Regions from separate parts of the Homo sapiens genome. Here region 1 is linked to region 2. Evidence: chromatin loops called from intact Hi-C (ENCODE). Cell type or tissue: Caco-2. All regions are shown on one strand. Links, peaks and the distances in the headings refer to the core of each region. The heading gives the core; the rest is flanking DNA.

Evidence for each region. Peaks named below come from ENCODE experiments on the same cell type or tissue, not always from the same donor. Only the 100,000 strongest peaks of a DNase experiment are listed, where the experiment ranks them.
Region 1: it touches region 2 in a loop (7-fold over the local background); 4 of 110 quality-filtered maps call a loop at or near these places.

The regions. Positions count from the first base shown.
Region 1 is chr3:193,845,359-193,855,950 of GRCh38, forward strand. No RefSeq gene overlaps it. Among named protein-coding and RNA genes, the nearest start is that of LINC02038, 6.6 kb to the left of the region's middle. In Caco-2, for the core only: no CTCF peak of the experiment used is centred there; a DNase peak (open chromatin) is centred at 6,273.
Region 2 is chr3:193,910,259-193,920,850 of GRCh38, forward strand. No RefSeq gene overlaps it. Among named protein-coding and RNA genes, the nearest start is that of LINC02038, 72 kb to the left of the region's middle. In Caco-2, for the core only: no CTCF peak of the experiment used is centred there; a DNase peak (open chromatin) is centred at 5,003; H3K4me3 peaks cover 1,725 bases.

The DNA.
Region 1 (10,592 bases), core at 1,384-9,383, 65 kb before region 2:
ATCTGATGGTGTTATAAGGGGCTTTTCCCCTTTTGGTAGGCATTTCTCCTTCCTGCCACCATGTGAAGGATGTGTTTGCTTTCCCTTCTGCCATGATTGTAAGTTTCCTGAGGCTTCCCCAGCCATGCTGAGCTGTAAGTCAATTAAACCTCTTTCCTGTATAACATACTCAGTCTTGGGTATGTCTTTATTAGCAGTGTGAGAACAGACTAATACAGTTACTGAATTTGCTTATGGTCACACAGAGTTCTGATCTGTCTTAGGCTTGTCTGACCCTATAGACAGTGCTCCTTCCCCCAACCACACATTCTGCCTCTGTCTCTGTAACCTTGGGCAAGTCACTTCTCTTGGGCTTCAATGTTTGTGTTCTCAAATGTGGGAAGCTGAGCGATGTTATTTAGAAAGTTTTCCACCTGTGGGTCTGTGAACAGATGACTTCATTCCTTTGCAGGCTACAGCTTCATTTTGCTTTTGGAAGTTGAAATAGCAACACCCTTTACTGAGAGTAGCTGAAAATCTTTTCTGTTCCCTCAGTTTGGTGATACTTTGAGGCACTCTGCTAAGTCCTGGCTTTGCTTCCTTTTATATAGTAAAGAGTAGCCCAGTTTTTAATCTTAGCCCCAGCCTCAGCTGGGCTCCCACCACCATCCTTGCTGCCCTGGCTGTAGGTCTTTGCAATGGTCCCAAATTCTTTTCCATTTGTTCAGTGCAATAGTAAAAGTAAGCAGACCCCTTCCAGGAAGCTGTGCACAGGGCAGCATGCTGACGCGGCTTCCCTGTGCTCTGAGAGCAGGTTTCCTCAGACAGCCTCTCAGGCACCGGCGAACATGTTTCCTTCTAAAGCTGAGGTGGTGAGGGGAGAAGATGGAAGAGAGGTAGCTTTTGGAAGGTGAAAAGGAAGAACCCTGGGAAGACAGCAGTGTTCAAGGTGGGGCCAGGAGTCTTAACTCACTTGTTGCCCAACTGAGGAGCGAGGGGAAGTTCAGATTCTTAGCACTAGAAGGGACCCTGGTGATAATTAAACACATAGTTTCAGGTTTTCCTAGCTGCAGAATCCAGTGTGTAAAACAGAAAAGTTCCATTCTGGTTAAATTCAGAGGAGTGGGGTGGCAGTTGTCTTCTCCCTTCTCCTCCAACCTGTCCTGGCCACCTAACAGTGGTCTCCAGGACTTCCACAGAGCACAGTTGGAAATGATTCTAATCTAACCACAACTCCAATTTTCCACCCAGAGTCCTATAAAGGGAACCATTTACCAAGCCCAGTCACTGGTGGCAGCCTTGGAGCTCACATTCAGAACACAGCCACTGACTTGGTAAGCCAATAAGGTGGTTAGGAAAAGGGTCAAATGTGGTGCTGGCCCAGGAAGGATAATGAAAAAGCACATGCAGTTACGTCAACATCAGTCATTTTGCTTGGGTAGCCTTGAGAGCAGGCCATACTGAGAGCAAGGCAAGCTGTGATGCCACTGCTTTGCCAGCTTTTGAACCTCTGGATCCATTCAATTACCGTGACTTCCTACTCTCCCCATGCCTCACACATTCACCTTATTGTATCTGCCAAGAAGCCTCATCCAGTGCTTCTGTTTCTTGGTTTCCCCATTTTCTCTAAGTCTATAGTTCTCTCCTAGTTCACTTCTTTTCATATCACCCTAAACTCTGGGATCCATCTCCAACCAATCTCTAACCAATATCCCCCAACTCCATCACCTTCAGACAGTGACTGTCTATATGCTGATGACTCAAGCCCTGCCCTTTCTCCTAAGTTTCTTTTTTCTTTTTTTCTTTTCTTTTTTTTTTTTTTTTTGAGACAGGGTCTTGCTCTGTCACTCAGGCTGGAGAGCAGTGGCATGATCATAGCTCACTGCAGCCTCAACCTCCGGGACTCAAGCAATCCTCTTGCCTCAGCCTCCAGAGTAGCTGGGATCACAGGCACACACCATCATACCCAGCTAAATTTTGAATTGTTTTATAGGGACAGGGTCTCATCATGTTGCCCAAGCTGGTCTCAACCTCCTGAGCTTAGGCAGTCCTCCCACCTCAGTCTCCCAAAGTGCTGGGATTACAGGCGGGAGCCACCGCACCTGGCCCTTCTCTCCTACGTTTCTAATCTAATTCATAACCAAAGGCTGAGTGGGACTGGCCAATAGGTGAAAACAACAGGCCAGCATTCTCCAAGTCCAAAGAGAGAGGCCACTAATCAAGCACAGCATGTGTTTCTCAAGCCTGACTGCATATCAGAATCACCTGGAAAATTTTTACACCACTAAGAGGGCTGAGCTCCTTCCCAGAGCAATAAAACCAGAGTCCATAGGGGTGGAGACCAAGCACTGGTACTTTTAAAACAAACTTTCCATTTTAATTATAATATGCATCAGATAATTACATTAAAGCCTTGGCAAACTTTTACAACGTGAATATCCGTATGTAACTACCACCTAGATCGAGACAAAAAAAAAAAAAGCTCTACCAGCAGGCCAAAGCCCCCCTCAAGTTCCTTCAGGTCTTCTCCTTCCTCCCCAGGATAGTAACACTCTCCTGATTTCTAACACCACACATTTGTTTTGCCTCTTTTTGATATTTATAGAAATGCAGCCGTAGAGTATGTACTCTTTGTGTCTGACTTCCTTGATTCACTATTTTATTTTTAAGATTCATTCATGGGCCTGGCGCAGTGGCTCATGCCTGCAATCCCAGCACTTTGGGAGGCTGAGGCAGGCGGATCACCCGAGGTCAGGAGTTCAAGACCAGCCTGATCAACGTGGCAAAACCCCATCTCTACTAGAAATACAAAAATTGGCTGGGCATGGTGGCGTGTGCCTGTAATCCCAGCTACTCGGAAGGCGGAGGCAGGAGAATTGCTTGAACCCAAGAGGTGGAGGTTGGGCCAAGATTGTGTCACTGCATTCCAGCCTGGGCAATAGAGCAAGACTCTGTCAAAAAAAAAAAAAAAGTTCATTCATGTTGTTCTGGGTCGCTGTTGTTCATTTCTTTTCATTGCTGTATAGTATTACATTGTCTGCCCGCTATGGTATGAATGTTTGTGTCCCACCCAAATTTCATATATTGAAATCTAATCTCCAATAGTATTAAGTGGTGGGGGCTTTAGGAAGTGAATGGGTTACAAAGGCTCTCCCCCCATAAATGGAATTAGTACCCTCATAAAAGAGGCTTGAAAAAATCCTGTTTGTCCCTTTTGCCATGTGAGGACACAGCAAAAGGGTGCCATCTATGATGAACAGGGCCTTACCAGACATCAAATCTGTTGACGTTTGCATCTTAGACTACCTAGCCTCTAGAACCATGAGCCATAAATTCTGTTGTTTGTAAATTACCCAGTTGAGGTATTCAGCAGCCTGAACAGGTTAAGACACTAATTACGCATACACAGCATATAACTATTCTATTGATACACATGGATTGTTCCCTTTTTTTACATCTTACAAATAATGTGTGTATTTTTGTTTTGTTTTTGTTTTTGTTTTGGACATAGGATCTCTCTGTTGCCCATACTGGAGTGCTGTGACACAATCATAGCTCATTTCAGCCTTGAACTTCTGGGCTCAAGGGATCCTATCACCTCAGCCTCCCAAGTAGCTAGGACTACAGGTGCACGCCACCACACCCAGCTAATTAAAAAAAAAAACTGTGTGTGTGTCAAGATGGGAGTCTCACTATGATGCCCAGGCTGGTCTCAAACTCCTGGCCTCAAGCAATACTCCCGCCTTGGCCTCCCAAGATGCTGGGATTACAGGCATGAACTAGGGCACTTGGCCAAACAGTGTGGTCTTGAACATGCCTATACATGTTTTTTGACACAGGCACGTATGTGTTTCTGTTTACTCTATAAACCTAGGAGTGGAATTGCTAAGATAAGCAAATGTTTAGTTTTAATGGATAACACCAGTTTCTAAAGTAGTTGTACCATGCTGGAGTTTTGCAAAAGCTTCCCAGGTGATTTTAATGAGTGTCAAGAGTTGAGAATCCTGCCCAAGACTTACTAAGGGGTGGCAAAACCAGCCCATTTTTAACCCTCACTTTGAAACCCTTCCCACTATTATCAAAAGATTGGGGACGGGAACAAGGGAGGGCATCACTGGGAGAGGTTTGTTCTCTGCCTTGTTGGGAATAAGCGAACCGGGATTTCTGTCTCTCTGCACATTGATCTCCCTTCCTCGGAACACCCCTCTTCCACTGTGTCTATGGGTGAATTCTCAGGCATTTTTCAAGGTGGAACTCAGTGTCACCCTTTCAGAAAGTCCTTCCCTACCTTATAGGCAGAATCGCCTCACCCCTGGTAAAGCGACCAGTCCACTGTGAGGCTTGTTATCCCCGTGTATTCCATCTCATGGGGTCTTCACCTTATGTGTGCGTCCTCGTTTAGACCACAGCTACCTGAACATAAGCAGGGCCGTGTCCTATGTGTCTTTTATTCTTCAAGCCTAGCATAGTCCCTCTATAAAAAGTGCTCAATAAATGCTTATTGTGATAGAAAATTCATAATGTGACTAAAATATGAATTAATAAATGCTTAAGACTACCAGCTATGAAGAAAGGATTGAGTCTTGTTCTGATTAGGTAGTATACAACAGACCATTCCAAATGCAGTGGCTTTATACAACAATGGACTATCATCCTCCCCAGCCTGTGGGTTGACTGGGTTCAGTTCCTATGTGGTTCCTGCCTGGAGTCTGGTTACAGTCAGCTGGAGGCCCAGGAAGGGATCATCTAAAGACTCAACTGGGATGGGCGTGAAAAATGGCCTCTTCCCCCACATGCGTGGGCCACAGTCGCAATGGCTGGAAGAACTGAGGCCTGAATAGGTGGCCATCCACATGTGACTCATTTAGGAGTCCTCACACCATGACAGTCTCAGGGTAGCCATACTTCTTACATGACAGTGGTTTTCCTCAAACAAGCATTCCTGAAGACCCAGGCCACACTGCAAGGCTTCCTATGACCCACTCAGAAGTCACACGGCATCACTTCTGCAGCATGCTGGTGGTCAAAAGCAAGTCACAGAGCAGGGCAGGTTCAGGAGGAGGAGACTTCACAAGGACATGGACCCATGTCCAATCAGAAACCTACATCAGGAAAGAAAAGTGAAACTTCATTACCCTAAGCATCACTGAAAGCAACACAGGGCAAAAATAAAAACTTCATGTAAAATATATATGTTTAAATAAAATACCTTAAGATATTTTAATAGGGCTTAGGGCCTCAGCTGTATATCGTATTGCACATATTATCAGGATAAACCTATAACACTTTGGGGCAAACAAACATTTGTGAGTCTCTGCAGAAGACAAGAAACTCAGAGTTTTAGAGAATGGCCAAAATCACCCCAGGGAACCTATAGGAAGCATTGCTTGTTGGTGGGGCAGCACTTTCAGCATTTGATGTAGAGCCTTATGCAGGTTTTCCTTCAGATCCCGCTTCTTAACATGTGGGCAGCTACCTGGACTGAATGAAAGGTGCTGGGAGTTAAAGACAGGCCAGGAAAACAACAACTCACAGGTAAGAATGTTCAACACATTTGTTTGTAGCAAACAAGAAAGAACCTCGGTGTCCAACAGTAGAGGACTTGTTACAAGCTGTTATGTTCTTACACAGTGGAAAATTATGCATTTGATACTGCTTAATGAATTTTAATGGCAAAGTGTACAACAAACCATCAGGTGAAAAAGGAGTCAATATACAAAAGTTTGCATGAAATATTCCAATTATGTTCAAATATGTACATGCACAGAGAAAAGGCTAAAAGGTTATATATCTTAATTTCAACAGTAGATATGTCCACATAGCAGAATTATTAAAATGTTTTAACATGTTTTACTTTGTGCTTTTTGTATTATACAAGTTCCACACAGTGAGCACATATAATTTTCATAATCAGAAAATAAAATTAAGAGTGAGATGAAACTCCAGTGGGAAGTTGGGGCTGCGTCATGGCCCCAAGGCCCCCCCAAAAGCCTTTTATCCTGGAGCTGCTAGGGATCAATATATTATCTCTTGTAGATGTGAGGCCTTATCAGCTACTACCTTAGATCAATACTGTGTGCTCTCATGTAAGTTTCTTAACTTCTCCATTCTCTGGTTATCTACTCCATCAAACAGGGGAGTTGGACAGTAGGATTAAATCTTTAGAACTTCAGAATTTACAAGCACTTTCTCTTATCCTATTCCTCTTCACAATAGCCGGATGGCAGAATCAAGGCAAGCCTTATCACTGTTTGGCCTATGGGAAAACAGGCTCAGCAAAGTCAGGTCAGTAGCCCAGGGTCACACAGATGTTAGGCAGCGGTGAGCATTCAAAACCAGGTCTTTGGGCTTTACTCCAGCAGATCTGACTGGTAAATCAGGATTCCTTTCCTAGATCAACTGTAAACTCCCATCCTGTCATAAAACTCCGGCCAAAATTTCTGCCTTCTGAGATCACATATCCTAGGACTAATGTCTTTCTTGTTTCTGTATTCCAAGGATCTTAAAGGCAGCTCTAACATCTCCTTTGAGTTATCTCCAGTTCTGTCTGCTCCTGCTCAAATGACATTGTATGGGGTCCACACACCATTTTAGAATCCCAGAATCAGAATTGGAAAATATATTTAAAGGTCATCTGTCCTAAGAAGTCCCTGTCAGTCTTTTACAGAAAGCCTCTCATCTGAAAAAGTCCCTCGACAATGCTCCCAAGGGGGTCCTTGGGCCCAGGGCCAGGGCGATGAAGTGCCCTTTCCTCTACCGAGTGGGGAGACATACACAGGTGACCTTAATTCAAAGAGGGAATGTTTGGGGCTGCAAAGTTTGAGGCCGAGTGACTCAGGCCTTTTCACAGGGACATCGTGCACAATGGAAAGATCTGAAAGTTCCAAAGGGAAAGAAAACCAGAAAGGCCAAGACAACTCACACACACAGAAAGCCAGCTTAGAACAAATCCAGAGGGCCAAGAAGAAACCTGTGGAAAAAAATCTCTCTCCTAAGAGGGCTCTATTGTGTGTACTCTGGGTCAAAAGAGCCTCGCTCTGCAGAGCGGCTCTCCCACCTGCTGGGATTCTCCAGAGGAATCCTTTTTCTTCCGTCTGAGTTCAGCAAACTTCCTGCTTCCTCTACCCAGCGCAGCGAGCCCCTCTCTGTACTGATCAGCAAGGGTGACAGGGCTTGGCAGCCATGGTGGCAGCTTGCTGGGGCACTGGCACAAAGTGACTTCGTAAATACCGCAGCTTTGATAATTTCTTGCTTCACTGGTCTCTTGGGATTCTTTCCATCTGCGTTAAGAAAACAAAAAGTTGGACCTCCCTCTGCCCACAAAGTTAGATGCTTTTATTTTGTGTAGGACTTAAAGAAATAGATATCTATTTCTATACCACTTCATTGAGTAATATATACTTTTTAATGGGGGGGTTGGCAAACATTTTTAAGTGCCCCCTCTCCGAACCTCAATGAAAGCTTTGTTAATATAGACATTTACAAAGTAAAACTTTATTCAGTTTGAAATGGAAACACTTGGTTAGAATCCCAAATGACTTGTATGCATGAAAACTGTTATGCAGAAAAAATTCCTACAATGGTTTTTTTTCCTCCAAATGAAATTCTTTTGTGTTAATAAATATTTCTTCATTTATGTCCAATCTTAGGGTGCTCACAAAGAGATCTCCTTAGGTTACATCCCTTTGTTTCTGAGATTTAATGAAAGAATTTTATGTAAGTTAAAGAAAGGAATTCTTGTTAGATTTATATATCAAAGTAAACCACAGACCTCAGTTATTTCGCCCAACTTGGCCACCCCACCCCATCTGATGTCAGAGTCTTTCTCTAATACTGTCTTGAGTCAACTGTGTGCCAGGATAGTGCCTGCTGGAAACTGGATGGAATTCTCATTTAATTATCACAACAGCCCTATGAGAGATGTGAACTCTCTGTTTTCAAATCATGAAACTAAGTCAAGAGAGCTCAAGAAATTTGTCCGCTATCACAAAGCTAAATAGGACTGTGGGACAGAAAGACTCCTAAGCCCAAGGACTTTTTAAATATTAGAACTTCTCCTTCCTATGGTCATCTAGTCACTGCTCAAACCCTCCCTACACACTGCTTTCCAGTTGGAGGCAGTTTTTGTTGTTTTATAGTGTTCTTCCCTGTCCTGAGCCTTCTTGTAAAGTCCACCTGTAAGTTCAACCACAAGCATGATTTTATACCTCAGGCAGGAACCAGATCTAGAGGGCATTCTAGGAGGAGTAGGCTAATAACCACATACTAGGAATGTGTTGTTTGCAAGCTGCAGGTCAGAAGAAGTTGAGGCTGGCATACAAGGAAGTATCATTCTAGGGCTGTGTCAGGCCAAGCCCACAGCTTCTGTGCTGTGGATAAGGATAAGGGACGCTGAGTTTTAGGAAGTATAAGGGCTGGCTGATACACGAGGGGAAAGCAGACAGTGAACCTCAACCCCCACACCACAGGCCCAGTTCACAGGAAGACAGCTCAGGAAGGAGACACAGGTTCTGATAAGATATAAGCTCCAGATCCCACCCTGCATTTGTCTGCAAGCCATTTCCTGGTTCATGGATGGCAGTGACCTGGAAATATGGACCACAGAGGTCATGATTCTAGAAATGCTGCCCTGCCTCACTAAATTCCCCAGCCAGCTACACCCTCTGCCTTCACAGCCCTTCGTATAGACTCCTTTACCACATAGTCTCATCATGAGTTGTTTTAATTAGTAGTCTCTCCTTTAGCCTATGCCCTTGTAGTTCAGGGGTTGGTAAACTATTACCCATGGGCAAAATCTATCCCACTGCCTGTTTTTGTAAATAAAGTTTTATTGGAACACAGCCATGCACATTCATTTTTATATTGGCTATGACTGCATTCTCTACAGCTTCAGAGTTGGGTAGTTGTAATAGGAACCACAAAGCCTAAACTACTTGTCACTTGTCCTTTTATAGAAAAAGTTTACCAACCCCTGTTCTTGAGAGCAAGGACAAAGTTCTATTTATCTTATATTCCCATTAGGGTCTTGTATCTCCAACATTATAGCCATACTTTTAAAATCTGTAAAATGACAGTGATATCTCTGTCACAGAGATATAGTGAAATATAAAGGAGATATTAATATATTTGGAGACAGGATATGCAAAATGCCTAGCACAGTTCCTGGCATAGGACAAATACTCAATAAGTATTTAGTGAATGAAGCAGAAGGTCAATCCACTCCAAATGAAATGATGCATGTGAGAGCACTTTGCAAACCACAAAGCTCTGTGATGCCATGGTGGGTTACTATCATCACTGTCAAATACAGAAATGTTCTGGAGCAAAGCCGGCTCTCCCCTCTGGCTTTCTTGATCCTGATCTTTTGGGTACAATCTCACATACAGTCTTAATTTAAGCGAATTCATAACCCAATTTTTACATGGATCCTATCCATCCCTCTCTCTTACCCTCTCCCTCTAGGTACTGGTTCTTAGGTTAAATCTTGAGTTCCTTACGTAAGAGTACCAAACAGTGACGGCTCTGGTGGTTCCGTACTGAGTCAGCCTACCTAAGCCCAAAGGACATTTCCCAGATTTTTCCTTCTTTCTATGGCCCTCGTTATGGTTGGCCATAAGAGAAATTGGCATGAGATTTGGAAAGCAGACCAACCATCACAACACTTGAAGGTTGGTGCAGGGCTACAGGTGCCATCACAGCTCATGAACACAAACAGACACCAGCATTTACCTACTTGCTTACCTCCTTAGCATGGAGCAGCGGCCAGTTCTGCAGCTCCCCTCAGCTCCTGCTGAGTTTTGGCTCAGGTGTGTGTGCACCCCTATGGTAAAGGGCACATACCTCTTCTATAGGGTTAGTTGTGGTGAAAGACAGGGAAAGGTTCCAGGTTGCCCTTGATCTCTCCTGTATCAGGTCCAGCTTATCTTCCTGCATCCTTCTCCCACTATTGTGAGAAGTCTAATTGCTATGGGAAATTATTTCATATCACTAAGAGTGACTCTGCCTCCCTGATGAAACCATGAGCAAGAAAACCTAAAGGATGAGTTCTCTGAATTGGTTCTGGAGTTGGCTCTCTGATCTGATTATATTTAAAAGCGTTAATGACTCTGATGCCAGTAGTAAAGGGGACCTGGTGGTAACAAAAGAGTTAATTACATTATCACCTATAAATACCTGTAATTAAGTGCCTATAGAAGGCAGGGCTTTGGATAACCAAGTAGTTGCTTCTGTACAATATTTCAGCAAAAATAAGGAAGATACAGATGTTGATAGGTAGCTTCTAGGTTACTGAAGAACTTGGAGAAAAAAAAAATTATGACTAAGTTCCCAATACAAAGACTAACTAAGGGAAATCTTTAGTTCCTGTGGCTATAGGGCAAATATTTCTGAAAATCAAACCCAAGGTCTAATTTTGGGAAGAATTATGCAAACTGAAATCACAACCTCACAGAGTATCTTATGGTAAAATTAGCACATTGATTAGGAAGAAGTGTGGTTCTGAGCATTGGGGTAGACATATGGGCAGATTCAGATGAAGCTGGGAGCTAGAACTTGAATTTTGCTGAGCCTTTTTTGCCAGTAGTAGAAGCACTCCCTTCCTAGCTAATGAGCTC
Region 2 (10,592 bases), core at 1,156-9,155:
GTGTTTTCCTGAGAGTTTATATTTTTCCCCTTTGCAAATTATTATCTCCAGACCCTTGAATCTGGAAATGAGAAAATCAATTAGCAAGGGATTACAGTCTCAGACATTTTCCCCCACCTTTTGCTTTAGAAAATATATCAAGAAATCATTGTGACTCTTTAGATGGATATTTCATAAATCTACTCAGTTGAAAACTCAATGAGTGAGATAAAGGTTAAGTCAGATCCCTCAGATCTGTGTGTGCAGAGGTATGTGGAAGCCGCCAGGGAGAAAGGCCCTGAGTGAGGTCACTGTTACCACTTTCTGCCTCAAAATGTAAAGATGCCTTTAACAGAGATAAGGTGAATAGAAAGCCAGCCTTTTGCTTGAGATGAAACTATTATTTTTAAACTGGTCCTAAAAAGTCTGACCATTTCTCAATTTTGTGGGATAAAAAAAAGAATTCAGTAAAAGTTGTGCCATCCAAATTTGATGGCAATTAAGAAGCAAAAGTATCCTCTTTCAGGGAGTGAAAATTTTTCAGACAAAGAAACTGAGTCCTGGAGTGCATAAGTGATTTATCTGAAATCAAAGACACTTATTTTCTTCACTTTTCACACCACAGACTCATGAAGCTTCTGATCAGAGAGCACTAAAACCCAATTGGCTTGTTTCAGGCAAAGGAAGTGCCAGAAAGTCAGAGGTAACTGACTAACTGCTTCCACCTTGGCCCCACCAAATGCTGCAGGGTGATAAGGGTTAAATCAGACAAGTCCCAGCTCTCAGAGCTGCGTGTACTGAGGTGCATGTGAACAACCCTCCCCAGAGAAGGGTTCCTTCTGTTATCTTGATGGCAGGAGTATTCAGTGCCCTTTGCATAACCCCCAGAGCCTTGAGTCTGACTGCAAAGTTTGCAAAGACTGTCTCCAGGCTGTAGCCATTGCAAGTGCTTTTGCAAAGATTAGGCTGTTTGATAAACAGATAAAGTTGGAACTGGAAGGGACTTTAGAGTTTGCCCAATTCAGACCTCTCAACTTTCTGTTTTTTCAAACAGAGGAGGAAGTTGCAGCTCAGAAAAGAGGCAAGAATCATCCAAGTGACACACAGTGACTTGGCAGCGTTGGAGCTGGGACGAGAACATGAGCTTGGGTCACCACCTTGCACAGCCACAGGGGAAGGGTGGCTCCTCGAAAGGTCCCCAGAGCTCTCCTTCAATCCCGGACCACATGCTTCCTCCTTCCAACTATCAGCTCCAACTATTTAGCAGTTGCTGGCTTTGCACAAGGAGAACTGGGAGTAGTCGGCATATCGTTGGTTTGCAGATGGGTCCACCAGCTCAGCAGTTGAAGACAATGCCCCCTTCAACCTTCAGGTTAAAAACATTTATTTTCTTAAGCCGCATCCGCATAAGAATCACCAGGGACTCTTGCTAAAATCCAGCTCCCTGGGCCCCATGTCAGAGTAGGAAGATGAGGGACTTCATTTTCAGAAGCTCCTCTGGTGACTTTTAGAATAAAGCAAGCCTGGAACTCTCCCTCCTTCTTTTGTCTCTTCAGCCTGGCATTCAAGACTCTTTGCTATCAGCCTGACTTCCTGCTGATCACATTTCTATGCCTCACGGAACTTTTTGGCATTTCATAAAAATTTCGTAAATTCATAATAGTGAAAGCTACCATTCGCCCTGCACCTCTAGAGTACAACACAGGCAACTCTCATTGACAGACCTCTCCCAGGCAGATGAGGATAACGGCCCCCACTTACAGTGAAGACTAAGGGATGGGAAGTTTGAATAACTCTTCTAAGGGCACAGAATCCTCACTCTCAGTCACTTCACAGCACTGTTTCCGTGAGCAAGGCCTTCATTTTTCTCACACATATCTTTGTTTATGCCATTTCCTCTGCAAAACTGTCACGCCTTCTGCCTGCCATCTCTGCTTGATAATGTCCGGCTCATTCTTTCCGGCCAGCACCACTTCCCTCTGCTTCTTTTTAGGCACTTGCCACGTTATGCCTTGTGCTGGAGGTGATCGTAGGCACTTTCTCCACTGGCTTTTTAATATTTTTTAGAGATAGGGTCTCGCTCTGTCGTCCAGGCTGGAGTGTAGTGGCTCACTACAGCCTCAACCTCCCAGGCTGAAGCAATCCTCCTGCCTCAGCCTCTCAAGTGGCTGGAACTACAGGCACACACCACTTACGTCCGGCTAATTTTTGTATTTTTTGTAGAGATGGGGTCTCACTTTGTTGCCCAGGCTGGTCTCAAACTCTTGGGCTCAAGCGATCTGCCTGCCTCCGCCTCCCAAAGTGCTGGGATTACAGGCATGAGCCACGCACCAGGCCTGCAGCCACCTTTTATCAAGCCTCCACCCTCACTCCACACAGCAGCACCAGTGATCATTTTTAAATATCTTTCAGGTCATCTCACTCCAGGTTCATCAGGTCCAATGGCTCCCCTCTCCCTATGAGCAAAATCCCTTGCCATAGCCTGCACTGGCTCTCTGGCCTCGTCTACTTGGCCTACTTCTGCCCTCCTCGCCCACCCAGCTGAGCATGCTGGCCTCCCTGCCAGTCCACCAAGATGCCACACACACTCTCCTCTTCACAGAAAGGCCTGGGCATACAAGTGACTCTCTCTGGTTTCCTTTGAGCCTCTGCTCAGACTTCCCTTTGTCACAGAGGCTTCCCATAACTTCCAATATAGGAAGGTGGCTCCTTCTTGCATGCACAAATGGGGAGTCAAGGCCCAGTGGAGGAAGTTTGTTCTTCAAGGTCACACATCAGCCAGTGGCAGTCAAGACTGACACCTGGATCTTTCAGCTTCTGCTTCAGTCCTTTTGCTGCTGGTCTCTCTGACCAGCAGATCCTAGAATCCATTCTTAATGCATGGATTTGTCCAATTTCCACCAAGCACAGGCTGTGTAATCATAAGCACAGCTTCACTTCAAAGCCTGCATTTTCTTAAACATAATGGGAAGGGGGTGGAGGGAGGCAAGAAGCAGAGATGTACTTGGCCTCCAAGGTCTTCTCTGAATCAAATAATCTTTAAGGAAGGACTGAGCTTTGACACCTGACATTCCCACCCCTACCCCACAGCAGATGCAAAATATGTGAGGGCTAAAACACATGAAATTTTATGGACCTTTTGTGAGAAAAAGAATATAAAAGGTTATAGATAAAAAATAGATATTAATATGGATATTTATTCAGAAAACTGGGAAATACCATAAACATATTAAAATTTTTTTAAAAACAGTATTTTTAGTAATTCATGTTTCATGTACACCTGTAATACTTTTTTAATCTACATTTTTTACTACTTTTTGATTGCTGCTTAATATGACAATGATTTTGCTATATTATTTTCAATAGAGATAATAGAAAGATAATTCACTCATTCTACTAGCAGGGTTGACTGGAGTTTGTTACATTATTATTGAAAGTTGGGGTCCATACAATTCTTGATTTCTCACTAGATATGCTTGTTTTTTATAGCACTCCTATACGTCTGTTTCTAGAAACACAGGAATTCTCATGATTTCTATTTTACACAATTTGCATTTAAAAAGAAGAAAAAACATAGTACATGTACATTATAAACCATGCTTTATGAAGTATAATCCTGAGAGGGGAGAACTTTCCTTCGACCAGACATCAATGAAATGAATTCATGCCTTTACAACTGTGTACACGTGATACTTAGACACTTTTTTGTACGGGTTGGTTTCTAAGTCCTTGCAAACCTTTCTTCTTCTCCATTACCCACAGACCTCCAGTGTTTAGTTTAATTCTTGACGGGCTCTCTGTCTGGTCTGTATCTCTGTGCCATGACAGCAGGTGAGTCGGCACAGTGTGGGCATGTTCCTGGAAGTCATTTCTACATCAGCAAGGCTAGAAATAATGTGATTGTACGCAGATGGACAGCAAAAGACGGCTCTACCTAAGGGAAGCTTGAGTAGGGCATGCTTTAGTTTGGACTTATGAAGTATTGCATGCTTCATATTTCATGAAGTCCAAACTAAAGCACCCCCTACTCAAGGTTCCCTTAGCTAGAGTGCACAGTTGCCCTGGGGCCACTTTCACCCCACTTGACAGCCCTTGGGTATGATGGAAGGAAAATCAGAGTAAAAATCGCATTCTTAACTAATTGTGATTAAAATATCTGATTTTTGCAAATTTTATGAAGACAAATGGCATTGAGAACACTTGGAAGCTTAAACTTCATTATCTTCATGTGAATTCACCCCTGCCCTTGAAGCAAAAAACTGCCCACTTCTCCTACCTGTGTGAGAGGAATTCAGCAAATTTAGCCAGTGAGTTAAATCAAGGAAGAAGAAGGCTCTTTGACCTCACGATAGTTTATTTTTTTCTCGGTAGAATAACCTCAATAAACTTCAGGCAAGGGCTCAGCTGTAGAATGAAACCTTGATGAGTTCAATTACAAAGGATTACACAGGGTCTTGCTTAAAATATTTTGGCCTTGTGTTTCATTCTGTGTTTAAATTACTCCACCATCATTTATAATCCTCATGACATTCTTGTAAGGCAAGTAGGTGGCAAGGATTATTTTTTATGGTGTTGAAGCTCTGGTTCAAACAAGGCCAAAGTCTGGCAAATGAAATGTAATCAGCAAGTTTTATATGAAAACAAAGGAAACCAAACATTGAAATCTTCACTATTAAAGATAACTTTATGTTATCTGCTTACCCTAAATACCATTTGATGTTTTGTATAGTTGAGGTATACAACTTAATAGCAATATTTTCAATGTATAGATAAAAACTACTTTTAGAAAAGGCAAATTTTGAAAGCAATTATATATTGTCAGCTACTTTCTTAATAGATCTCTTTTTATCTTCTCAAAAGGACTATAAAGTAAAATAGCTTGAAGATGAAAGAGTGTGATTTTCCATTTAAGGGGCAGGCCACTCTTTCTGTTGGCCAAGAGATCGTTGATATATATTTGAAGATAAATAGTTAATAAAGGTGTTTGGATTGCAACATCTGTTGCCATTCTTGGAAGCTGGGACTTAATTGCGGACTGGAGCATCAAATCTTCAGAGAGTTCGTAAGACAGAGATTGATTGGGGTCACCAGGTTACCCAGAAGTAAAATCCCAATCCTTATCTTTAAAATGCAGTGTCCAATTGATTCTCTCTGGATCATTACACACAGCACATGGAGGTAAAGCCAAGGAGAGGAATGGTCAAACATTATCCTTTTCAAGATATCTAAAAAATAAACCATAGCGGTGCTTTGATTTTGGTGAACAGTACAAAGTGGAGCGCCAGCTAAGGCTCAGAGCTAGAGGTAGCAATTTTACGTTAATTAATGCATCTCTCAAATGTACATTCAATGAAAAGAAGCACTGGTAATGCCCTGTTTTTCCACCTTAAAGCCTCAACCACAGATGCCAAGTCTGCCCAGCCAGGGCCAGCAAGGTGAAAGCTCAACTTGTAAGTCATAGTGTTCTCCTGCCATTAGCAATCTATAAAGTCAGAAAAATAAAGGAGATGTTTCTATGATTGAGATGTGATCAGCATTGACAGCCAGAGATTGCTCTTCAATTGCATCAGGAGAACCAAGTTCTGGTCAGGCAGTACCACTAAGCCACCATGTGACCTTGAACAAGTCAACCTCCCTCCTGGGCTACCATGGTTCTCTCTTTAAAATCACAGTGTAGACTAAATAATTTTTAATATTCTTCTCAGAATTTGAACTTGAAAGTCTATTGTCTTTATTTTAATTGGTAGCCTTGCTCTGTGTCTTACTTGAATACCTTTCCTGGAACTCTGGCCCTGAATTTAAGAACTTATCCCCCTCCCCAAAGACAGAGACTCAACAGAAAAGGCCTAAGCCTTGGTCATAGGTACCATGGTCCAAAAGGACAAGGGATGTGGCTCTCCAGCTGTGAGTTTACATTGGTAGTCAGTAGATTCTGAAGGAAACCAATGAACAAATTTCTAGAATCTCCCAGAGAAATGGTGACATCAACAGAAGATATAATGCTACTTTGCCCATGGGAGCTGTAAGAAAACAGACTTGTAGCTTCCTGACGAACTTTAATTTCACTGGATTTTCCTTTTTGACAGACATATGAGCAAAAAACTCAAGCTTAGAAGATAACTCCCAGGACCTAGAACATCAGGGAAGCCTGTTGTATAAAACCATTCTACTGGTATCCAGGGCAGGGTCCCCTCAGAAAGGAATGTGTGAGAAAATACCACGGCAAGTTAAGTACCATATTTTATAAGCTTAGAAAAGAAGGGAGACATTGAGGCATGTCTACTATTTGCTTTCTCTTGTTGGCACATAAAAGGTCAGCACTTAGAAGCTGAGATTTCACTGTCCAATAAATATGAAAAAATGCTCCCCTGAAAAAACCTGCCCACCTGAAGGTATCATTAATTATTCTTTCTTATTAGAACTAAACTATTTTAAATTCACCTATATGTCACAATTATCAAATCAGGTATTTAGTATCTTGTTACAAGGATCACAAAAGACAGTACTCTATATAAAATAGAAAAAAAATTAAGCTGCCTTGTAATAAAGGTTACTAAGCATATTTCTGATACAGTTGCAATGCAGGGTGTCATTCTGCCTTTTAAAATTATTGCTTTTTTTTAATTTGGAAAATATACATTTGGAATTGTTACATAATTTTGTTATTTGTTCAATGCTCACCCCAGGCTTAACAAATCATTTGGAAACAGAAGAAAGATGAAATCTATTCATAGTAAAGCTTTTTGCTCCTTTAGACACACCGCACATACACACCTGTTCAGATTCCCCCTAACCGTTCACATTTCTCTGCTCTTCTCTGATCACCTCATGATGTTGTTGCCTTAATTAGCTCCTGCACATTTTTAGAGGTTTAGGAGGGCTAAAGATTGCTTGTTCCCATTTAAAGGCCAGCATGCTTTCTGCTGCCTGGTAATCCAGTAATATATTTCTGCTGAGTTCCATTGTATCCCAAGAAAGAGGAGAGTCACACCAAGGAGACGGCTTCACTTCAGCTTCCCCTTTTCCTTTCTTCCCAGCCAGGATGCTTCTGGCTGGCCCAGAAGTAAGTTCACATATTGTGCCAGGCAGCCAGAGAACAGCTCCTTAGTGCTTGCGCTAATCCTCCTCTTTACTAAATAAGCAAGTCAAGCTTTGGGGGTAGGGATGGGAAGAAAATTATATAATTTGAGTTAATTGGTTTGGGGCTACCCAAAGCCCCAGCTGCATTGAAGGGAACTGTTTGGTCTTCAAGACCCAATTAGAGACATTCAGCTGATGTAAAATAGATTTTATTCTTTTTCTGAAAGTTATTGTCAAGAGACTCAGCCTTCATACCATACCAGAAAATATCCTTTAATCACAGGCTTCCCAAATGCATTCTGAAAACCTGTCTGGAAATAGGTATATCTAAATGCATGGAAGGAATATAAAGACATGCAAACTAACTAGTTTATTTTACAGGTTCAAGAATTCACCTTCTAGTGATAAGACAGGAACTCCTTTTCAACAACCCTTCAAGTACTATAAAATGTGTGTTAGCTAATCAAACTGTATGAACAAATGATCCAACCTCTATCTTTTTTTCTGAGAGATTGTTTGGACAGGCTTGAGAAATTCATGTTTGGCCTTCTTAGAGCTGAGACGAAACCACATGTGACTTCTGTTTGAATGATCAAAGTGTAAGGAATGGCCAGAGTGACATTAACTTGCAAAGAGCCACACTTTGAGTCTCCACTCTGAGTATTCAGAGTGAGAATCATTGCATGTTTAAAATGACTTGAGCTGTGCTGGCTTTTTGGTCCCGCAGCCTTTTCAAACGATGCTTGAAATTGTTTTTTTTCAAACCAATCTTTTCAAAAAGGCTACTCCTTTTTGTAAGGTCCATGCAACCCAGAAATAAATTAGAAGCAAGAATTGTAAAGTGCATAGGTAGTACCTATGTTTAGAGAATGGCTAACTTGGTGCAATAGTTGCTCATTTGCACTATTTCCTGAGAGAGGACCACGTGCATGGGATGGGAAAGGAAATATAATTCGGACCAAGTCCTTATCCACAAAGAACTTTCAAGCATGCAGAGGTAGGAATGAATGAGGGAATTACAGAAACAAGCACAAAGTTGAGGAAAACAAAGCAAGGTACAAATGCACATACTAGAGGGTAAGAAGAGGTAGAGAGCTAGTTAGAAATTCTGTAACCCGGGAGGCGGAGATTGCAGTGAGCCGAGATGGCACCACTGCACTCCAGCTTGGGCGACAGAGTGAGACTCCATCTCAAAAAAAAAAAAAAAGAAAAAAGAAAAAAAGAAATTCTGTGAAAAAAATGATGTTCACGATGGGTCTTGCAAGCTCAGACTAGGTCTTAAAAGCTAGAGTCGGCCAGGCACGGTGCTTCACGCCTGTAATCCTAGCACTTTGAGAGGCCGAGGCAGGCAGATCACCTGAGGTCAGGAGTTCACAGCCTGGCCAACATGGTGAAACCCCGCCTCTACTGAAAATACAAAAAATTAGCTGGGCATGGTGGTGGGTGCCTGTAATCCCAGCTACTCAGGAGGCTGAGGCAGGAGAATTGCTTGAACTCAGGAGCCGGAGGTTGCAGTGAGCCAAAATCATGCCATTGCACTCCAGCCTGGGCAACAAGAGTGAAACTCTGTCTCAAAAAAAAAAAAAAGCTGGAAGTCCCAGCAGGCAGAAACATCACTTACAGTGCTCAAGACCCCTCCTAAACATCATTTTGTTGGGAAGATTATTCTAGAGGACACAATATGAAGAAGAGGACAAAGACAGGAAGGTTTCAGAGAGACGTCTGGAAAACATTGAGCAATGCAATCGAAATGAAACCACGAGTATTTGTGGGGAACACACGGAGACTGAGTTTGAAAGACTAGATCAGGTGCAGATCCTAGGCCTTGACTGCCCAAGTGAGAAATGTGTACCTTGTTTCAAAAGCAATGGAAAGTCACCTAAAGATTTGAAGCTTAGAAATGAATGAATGGATCAGAACTCTGCTTTTAGCCAGGGTCTATGACATCAGTGGACTGTGTAGGAAAAGGAATAAGAATGAAAGCCAAGCCCAAAAGAGCTATTCCAGAGTGTGGAGAGCATGCACTACTGCAGGCAAAAACACTTTATCCAGTAGGAGACCAAGGTGTGCTGCATCCTACAAACAACCAAAGACCTGATTCTGAGATAAGCAGGATGGTATCCTGAGAAGTGACTTTTATTCATTTGACAGATATAATTGAGTGCCTGCTCTGTGGTAGGTACTGTCCTGGCACGTGGGACACATCAGTGAATGAAACAGATACAGATCCCTGCCTCGCGAAAGAAGTAATTACCTCTCACATGGTGCTCCACATCCCCTTCATAAACAGCAGAGGTGAGAGGCCAGTTTCTAAATAAGAGCTTTGACAAGTACAGCCCTTTCCTTATAGTTGTACTTTGACAAGTACAGCCCTTTCCCTATAGCTACCAAACTGGTGTGTGGATTAGGAAGTAGCAAGACCACGACATGCCTCACGATGTTAGAGGTCCTGTAGGGAGGTGAGCAAACAATGTGCATGCTGCATACAGCTAAACCAGCAGCATCAATATACAAGGGGTGACATCAGGTAGATAGGGGCTGCCCCAAAGACCAGAAGATGCCATAGTCCAGAAGCAAGTGAGATCAAGAGCCTGAGCTTATGTAAAGACATAAGGGAGGTAACTTGGCAGGAAGCAACATAGAAAAGGGAAAGCAGAGCACTGAAATATGGCATTGTTTGCAGAGCAGGAGAAGGACTCTGGCTGCAGACAGCTCGGTCCAGCCCTTGGTGCAGGTGCCACATGGAGACGGATCCATCGGGGCATTAGGACATCATGCCCTTGATATAAGCATACTCCTCGCTACCCCTTCTTGCCCTGAGACTCTGCTTTCCAGGCAAGAAGCTGCTTCCATTTAGCTTCCTTGGAGAGCTTGCCTACAAGGAAATGATGGGCTGGACATGAGTTTGTCTGTCTCCCCAAGAAAGACCAATTACACCCTCCAAATGGATGAATTGGAATGCTCCTCTACATATTAGTTGCCTGTACGACAGACTCTGTGAACAGGATCCTCCCAGGAGCTCAGCTCGACAAGGGCTGATCTTGGAACTGGCTGACTGGCTGATCTCACCAAGCACAGCTAATCCTTTTTTTTTTTTTTTTTTTTTTTTTGAGACGGAGTCTCGCTCTGTCGCCCAGGCTGGAGTGCCGTGGCGCGATCTCCGCTCACTGCAAGCTCCGCCTTCCGGGTTCACGCCATTCTCCTGCCTCAGCCTCCCGAGTAGCTGGGACTACAGGCGCCCGCCACCGCGCCCGGCTAATTTTTTGTATTTTTAGTAGAGACGGGGTTTCACCGTGGTCTCGATCTCCTGACCTCGTGATCCGCCCGCCTCGGCCTCCCAAAGTGCTGGGATTACAGGCGTGAGCCACCGCACCCGGCCCACAGCTAATACTTATAGGGAACACTATATACCAGGCCCAGTTGTGAGCACTTCATGTGTATGATTTCATGTACTCCTTACAACCATCCTATGAGGTTACCAGGATTCTGATTTTATCAATCATGTTAAGTAACCTATGCAAGATCACACTGCT